Linked DNA regions of Homo sapiens: region 1 is linked to region 2. A link is a contact called in ENCODE Hi-C or POLR2A ChIA-PET data. All regions are on one chromosome and are shown on one strand. Each heading gives the region's core, a stretch centred on a gene start or an enhancer-like site at or near the end of the contact. The rest is flanking DNA. Distances are from core to core; before and after follow the strand shown. Region 1 holds the start of IL23R (interleukin 23 receptor). Region 2 holds the start of SLC35D1 (solute carrier family 35 member D1).

What was found. Hi-C counts contacts between places; a loop is a spot of excess contacts on that map. ChIA-PET counts read pairs that join two places held with the same protein, here RNA polymerase II (POLR2A). Pooled maps may share reads with other maps.
Region 1: a pooled map shows a loop between it and region 2 (2.8-fold over the local background). The contact joins the promoter of IL23R here to the promoter of SLC35D1 in region 2. A Hi-C loop is called at or near these places in 1 of 37 single-sample maps with no recorded cell type and 8 of 50 pooled maps. POLR2A ChIA-PET finds 5 or more read pairs at or near these places in 10 of 52 experiments (CD4-positive, alpha-beta T cell, CD4-positive, alpha-beta memory T cell, activated B cell and 5 more).

The regions. Positions count from the first base shown.
Region 1 is chr1:67,165,047-67,167,746 of GRCh38, reverse strand. It overlaps IL23R (interleukin 23 receptor), which reads right to left and starts at 1,293. Exons shown (of 11, transcript NM_144701.3): 1 at 1,206-1,293. RefSeq lists an enhancer at 1,352-1,541.
Region 2 is chr1:67,052,868-67,055,567 of GRCh38, reverse strand. SLC35D1 (solute carrier family 35 member D1) reads left to right here and starts at 1,420. Exons shown (of 12, transcript NM_015139.3): 1 at 1,420-1,757; 2 at 2,579-2,612. The coding sequence starts at 1,555. RefSeq lists silencers at 1,316-1,505, 1,796-2,005.

The DNA of each region.
Region 1 (2,700 bases), core at 44-2,543, 110 kb before region 2:
TTTTATGTTTTAAATTTTTTTAGAGACAAGGGCCAGGCTCTGTAGCCCAGGCTGGAGTGCAGCGGCATTATCATAGCTCACTGTAACCTCAAACTCCTGGGCTCAAGCGGTCCTCCCAACTCAACCTCCCAAAGTGCTAGGATTACAGGCATGAACCATGGTGCCTGGGCTGAGCTAACTTCTGGTGATGAATTCTTCTCCCTGCCAAAGTTACATACTTATCACACTCCAGAAATACTAGTCTTTGATGAGCTAAACTTGGGAAGAGCCAAAAATTTCAGAACTCCCAGAGAAAATGGATTCAAAATTAAGAAAAGTGAAGTGAGATTAAGCAATATGTGCTCTCACCAGTGAGACTCTAAAAAGCGTTTCATCTGGGGAGGCGTGGTGGCTCATGCCTGTAATCCCAGCACTTTGGGAGGCAGAGGCCGGTGGATTGCTTGAGCCCAGGAGTTCGAGATCAGGCTGGGCAACAGGGTGAAACCCTGTCCCTACTAAAAATACAAAAATTAGCCCAGTGTGGTGGCATGTGACGGTCATCCCAGCTACCCGGGAGGTGAAGGTTGCAGTGAACCATGATCACACCATTGCACTCCAGCCTGGGCGACAGAGTGAGACCTTGTCCCCCGCACCCCCTAAAAAAGAGGAAAAAGCCTTTCATCTGTAGAGAACGCGAAAGGAACACGTTATAGAAATTCCTAATAATACCGTTGTTAGTTTACAACTAGAGTTACACTATTTGATTAATCAGTTACATGAATTAACTCATTTACTCAATGATCAACATTATTCAGTTATTTTATCTGTTTAATAAAACCTGAGCTTTTTCTATAAAACTACAAGAGAACGCAATGCATGGCTCATCATATCGCATAAAATATCTAGTAACATTTAAAAAAACTGGGGTCCCCTTGGCTCAGAAATATAGGGATCCCTTTCATTATTTGTTAGCAATAGTAATTCTTCTCTTCATAAGAAGCAACAGAAGCCCTAAAAATGTTCCTAGTTAGAAGTTAACTGATGGAAATATGCAATAATTATTATTTAAAGTAATGTGATGCCATATAATATTATAGATTCCCTTTTCATCAGTAACCACTGCATGGAATATCATGAGAACTTGCAAGAGAAAACAACTTGGCCCATGTATTTCCAAAAGGAAATATAGCTGTCTTTAAGTATTTGGATGATCGCTGCCTATTTACCTTTCAACCTGTTTGAAGCACATAATTCCACTTCAGAGCCAGGCTGCCACCCTTGTTGGCTGTGTCATGTCTTCTTTCCTCACTGCCTGCCTGTCAGCACTCACTTTAGATTTTCACTTCTGAGGTCAATGGAAATGTCAGCAGAGCCCTGACCTACATTGCAGACTCTTGAAGAGGAACTCAAACTGTCCAATTCGAAATGACTGGCTCTCGTGTCACTATTTGGGGAAATCCAGATTACTGAAAGTGAACTGTTTTGTCGGTACTTTTTTTTTACAGCTTAATTTAAAATGGTCTCATCCAAGAGGCAGAACACTTATACATGTTTTCTTAAAAATGTCAAACATTTTGACACCAAAAATATGACGCTTAGTTTTAATTTACAACCAGCATTGTTATTAATTATACACTTGTTTCTTTTTTTAGTTTTCCAGCTTTGTTGAAATATAATTGATGAATAAAATTCTACAATTTGATGATATACAACATGATGATTTGATACATACATATTTTGTGAAGTTATTATACAATCAAGTTAGTTAATACATCTCTCATCTTATTTAGTTACTCTTTATTTTGCAGAGAGAACATTCAAGCAAATTTCAAGTATGCTGTATAATTCAGTATTGTTAACTATGGTCACCATACTGTATATCAGATCTCCTGAACTTACTCATCTTATAACTGCAAGTTTATGCCCTTCGACCAATAGCTTCCTTTCCCTCCACCACCCTCTAACCTTGGTAACCACCATTCTATCATCTGTTTTTATGGGTTCAACTATTTCAGATTCTGCATATAAGTGAGATCACGCAGTATTTGTCTTTCTCTGTCTGGCTTATTTCAGTTAGCATAATGCCCTCAAGTTGCATCTATGTTACCGCAATGGCAGAATTTCCTTCCTTTTTATGGCTGCATAATATTCCTGTATAGCCTACAGATTCTTTACCAATTATTCCACTGATAGGCACTTAAAATGTTATTTCCATGTTTGGGCTATTTTGACTAACGCTTCATGAACATGGGAAGGCAGATATCTCTCATGGTGCTGATTTCATTCTGTGGGGGGACTATAGATCCAGAAGAGGGATTGCTGGATCCTAAGGTAGGTCTATTTTAATTTTTTAAATAAAATTGTTTTTATTTCACACTGTTTTCCATGATAACTGTACCAATTTACATTCCTAACAGCAGTGTACAAGGCTGCCCTTTCTCTGTACCCTCAGCAATACTTATATCTTGTCTTTTTATCATAGGCACCCCAAAAGGTGGGAAGTGATATCTAATTGTAGTTTTGTTTTTTGGTTTTGGTTGTTGTTTTTGTTTTTGTTTTGAGACAGAGTCTTGCTCTGTCACACAGGCTGGAGTGCAGCGGCGTGATTACGGCTCACTGCAACCTCTGCCTCCTGGGCTCAGGTGATCCTCCCATTTCAGCTTCCTGAGTAGCTAGCACCACAGGCACATGCCATCACACTCAGCTAATTTTTTGTAGTTT
Region 2 (2,700 bases), core at 171-2,670:
GCTGCAAAACGATGTGAATGCAGTTAATGCCATGCAATTGCATACTCAAAAAGGGTTAAAATGATAAATTTTATACTTTGTATATTTTGCCACAATTTATTTCTTTCTTTAAGATGGTCTTGTGCTGTTGCCCAGGCTGGAGTGCAGTAGTATGATCATAGCTCATTGCAGCCTTGACCTCCTGGGCTCAAGCCATCCTCCCACCTCAGCCTCCTGAGTAGCTGGGACCACAGGCGTGCGCCACCACATCTGGCTAATTTTTTTATTTTCTTGTAGAGAGAGGGTCTCACTTTGTTGCCCAGCATGGTCTCAAACTCCCGGGCTCAGGCATTCCACCTGCTCCCAAAGTGCTGGTATTACAGGTGTGAACCACTATACCTGGTTTACCAAAATATAAAAATAAGAAAAAAAAAAAAAAGAAATTTAAAAAGATACAGACCAAGCACTTAGAAAAATAATTCAAAGTTCTTCTTTCCTAATCTATTAAAGTTCAATACGTAATTTCTTTGCTTAAACCGATCATAATGATTTGCTTCTGTTATACAATAATGACTACCATTTACCGAAAACTAGCTCTTTGCTAGCTACACATCCACAGAGATCAGGTTCAGGGAGGTCATCTAATTGGTCCAAGACACACAATAAGGAGTGAGTGTGTTGGTGGGGGGGGGGGGGGTCGTCATTTCTAGGAATCCTACAATTGGAAATCAAGTCTTTTAGGCTCCAAACACCTTGTGCTTTCCCCAATCCCCAAGCTGCTTATCTTGCTACTTTTTGGGATATGTCAACATTTTTCTTAAAACAAACAAACGAAACTTCTCAATCTGAAAAGTATTGTTTGGTGTTTTCTGGGTTCAGAAAATGTAAGAAGCCTGAGGCATTGCGGAATGAAATTTTCGTTGAGTGTTTACTGTTGATCCACATCTGATACTTTTGAAGGGTTTTTACCCCCTGCAAGAGAGACTAAAAGAGCATTCAGAATTAGTCTAGACGCAGTGTACTGTAACTACTTGGCCGGCCACCTGTAACAGAGGGGAGGAGGGTCTGCACTTAGTTGCGGCAGTTATCCGGAGAATACGGCCTTCCAGCCCCTCTGCCACCAGACTCCCCACGCCCCAGGTACGCGCCCCGCGGAGAGACCCAGCGCGTGCTCGTGCGCAGGCGCAGGGCGACTGTCACCCGGAGTCTGTGGTTTGTCGCCCGGCGCTCTGGTGTCTCGATGTAGTTCCCCTGGCTTCTCCTTATCCGCCTCGGGCAGGGGGGTCGCCACTGCCCCTTCTCCAGGCTCTCTCCAACCCCTGCCCAGGCTAAGCCCGGCGCGGCCCTACTCTCTGACCCCGCGTTGCACAATGCCCGAGCAAAGTCTCCAGGGGTGTGAACCCCGGCGTCCCTGCCCCTGGGCGGGGACAGGCGGCGGCCAAGCGGGGAGTCGAGGCGGCGAGCGCGCAGCTGGCCTAGTCTGCGGTCCCCAACTCCTGGAGTCCCCTGGGAGCTGCCGCTGCAGGCCCCCGAGCCGCTAGGCCCCGCCGCCAGGCCACCGCTGCTGCGGCAGCCATGGCGGAAGTTCATAGACGTCAGCATGCTCGGGTTAAAGGAGAAGCCCCCGCGAAATCCTCCACACTCCGAGATGAGGAGGAGCTGGGGATGGCGTCGGCCGAAACGCTGACCGTGTTTCTGAAGCTGCTGGCCGCCGGCTTTTACGGCGTGAGCTCCTTCCTGATCGTGGTGGTGAATAAGAGCGTGCTCACCAATTACAGGTAGGGCCGAGGCGGCGGCGGCCCAGGCCGCGGAGGAGGAGCGGGCGGCGGCGGCGGCGCGGCGCCGGCTCCCTGGACTTTGACTGCCAAAGTTAAAGCCGAACAAAGTTGGGCGGGAGCTGGGGAGGGCGGGCGGCTGACGCGCGCGGCCCGGGCAGCGGAGCCGGCCTGGCGAGCGGGCCTGTGGCAGGGGTCCGCTCCCTGCGCGGAGCTCCGGCCGGCCCGGCACATTTGGGGCTCGCCTGCCATGCCCTGGGCGCACCGCCCCGAAAACCCTGCCCTTCAGAGAGATGGAGCAAAGTGATTTGCTTGGTGACTTTTGAGCCGTTATGCCTGTCGATCAGGGAGGAGAGCGAGGGAAGCCTCCCTCCTCCGCAGCCTGGACAGGGGGCCGGGGCTTCAGTGTCCCCTGCACCCGCTGACAGCCTCTGGGGACGTACGCATCCTCAACCCAGCAGACAATTATTCCCTTGCTAACACTGGGACCCAGAGGCAGAAGTTGGTTGTTTTTTTTTTTAAGGTGTGTGAAATCGTTGCAGAGATCTGTATCTGCACTGCCTTGAGAAATCCTTTGCAGGCAGCGGACTGAAACTGTAGACTCGGACAAGATGGGACAAGCGGCCGCCCGAGGCTACATCAGCGGGGTGGACTGACAACCAACAGGCAGAGAGTTTTCTCCCAAGATTTTTGTTTGATTTAGGGGCGGACGTTGATGTGGCTTGTATCGGAATGCCTTATTAACGTTGCCGATGTGCAAATTGAATTCACGGAGCTAAGTTAGGTTTGTTCTGATCTTGTTTTTTTCTTTGCCCTTTTTGTAGATTTCCCTCCTCACTATGTGTTGGACTTGGCCAGGTTAGTTGGAATCCTCACCATTACGTGGTTTATGTTGTTAGAACTTCTGTGTGTGTCTTTATGTGTAGAACAGTGAATCTGTGTTCTC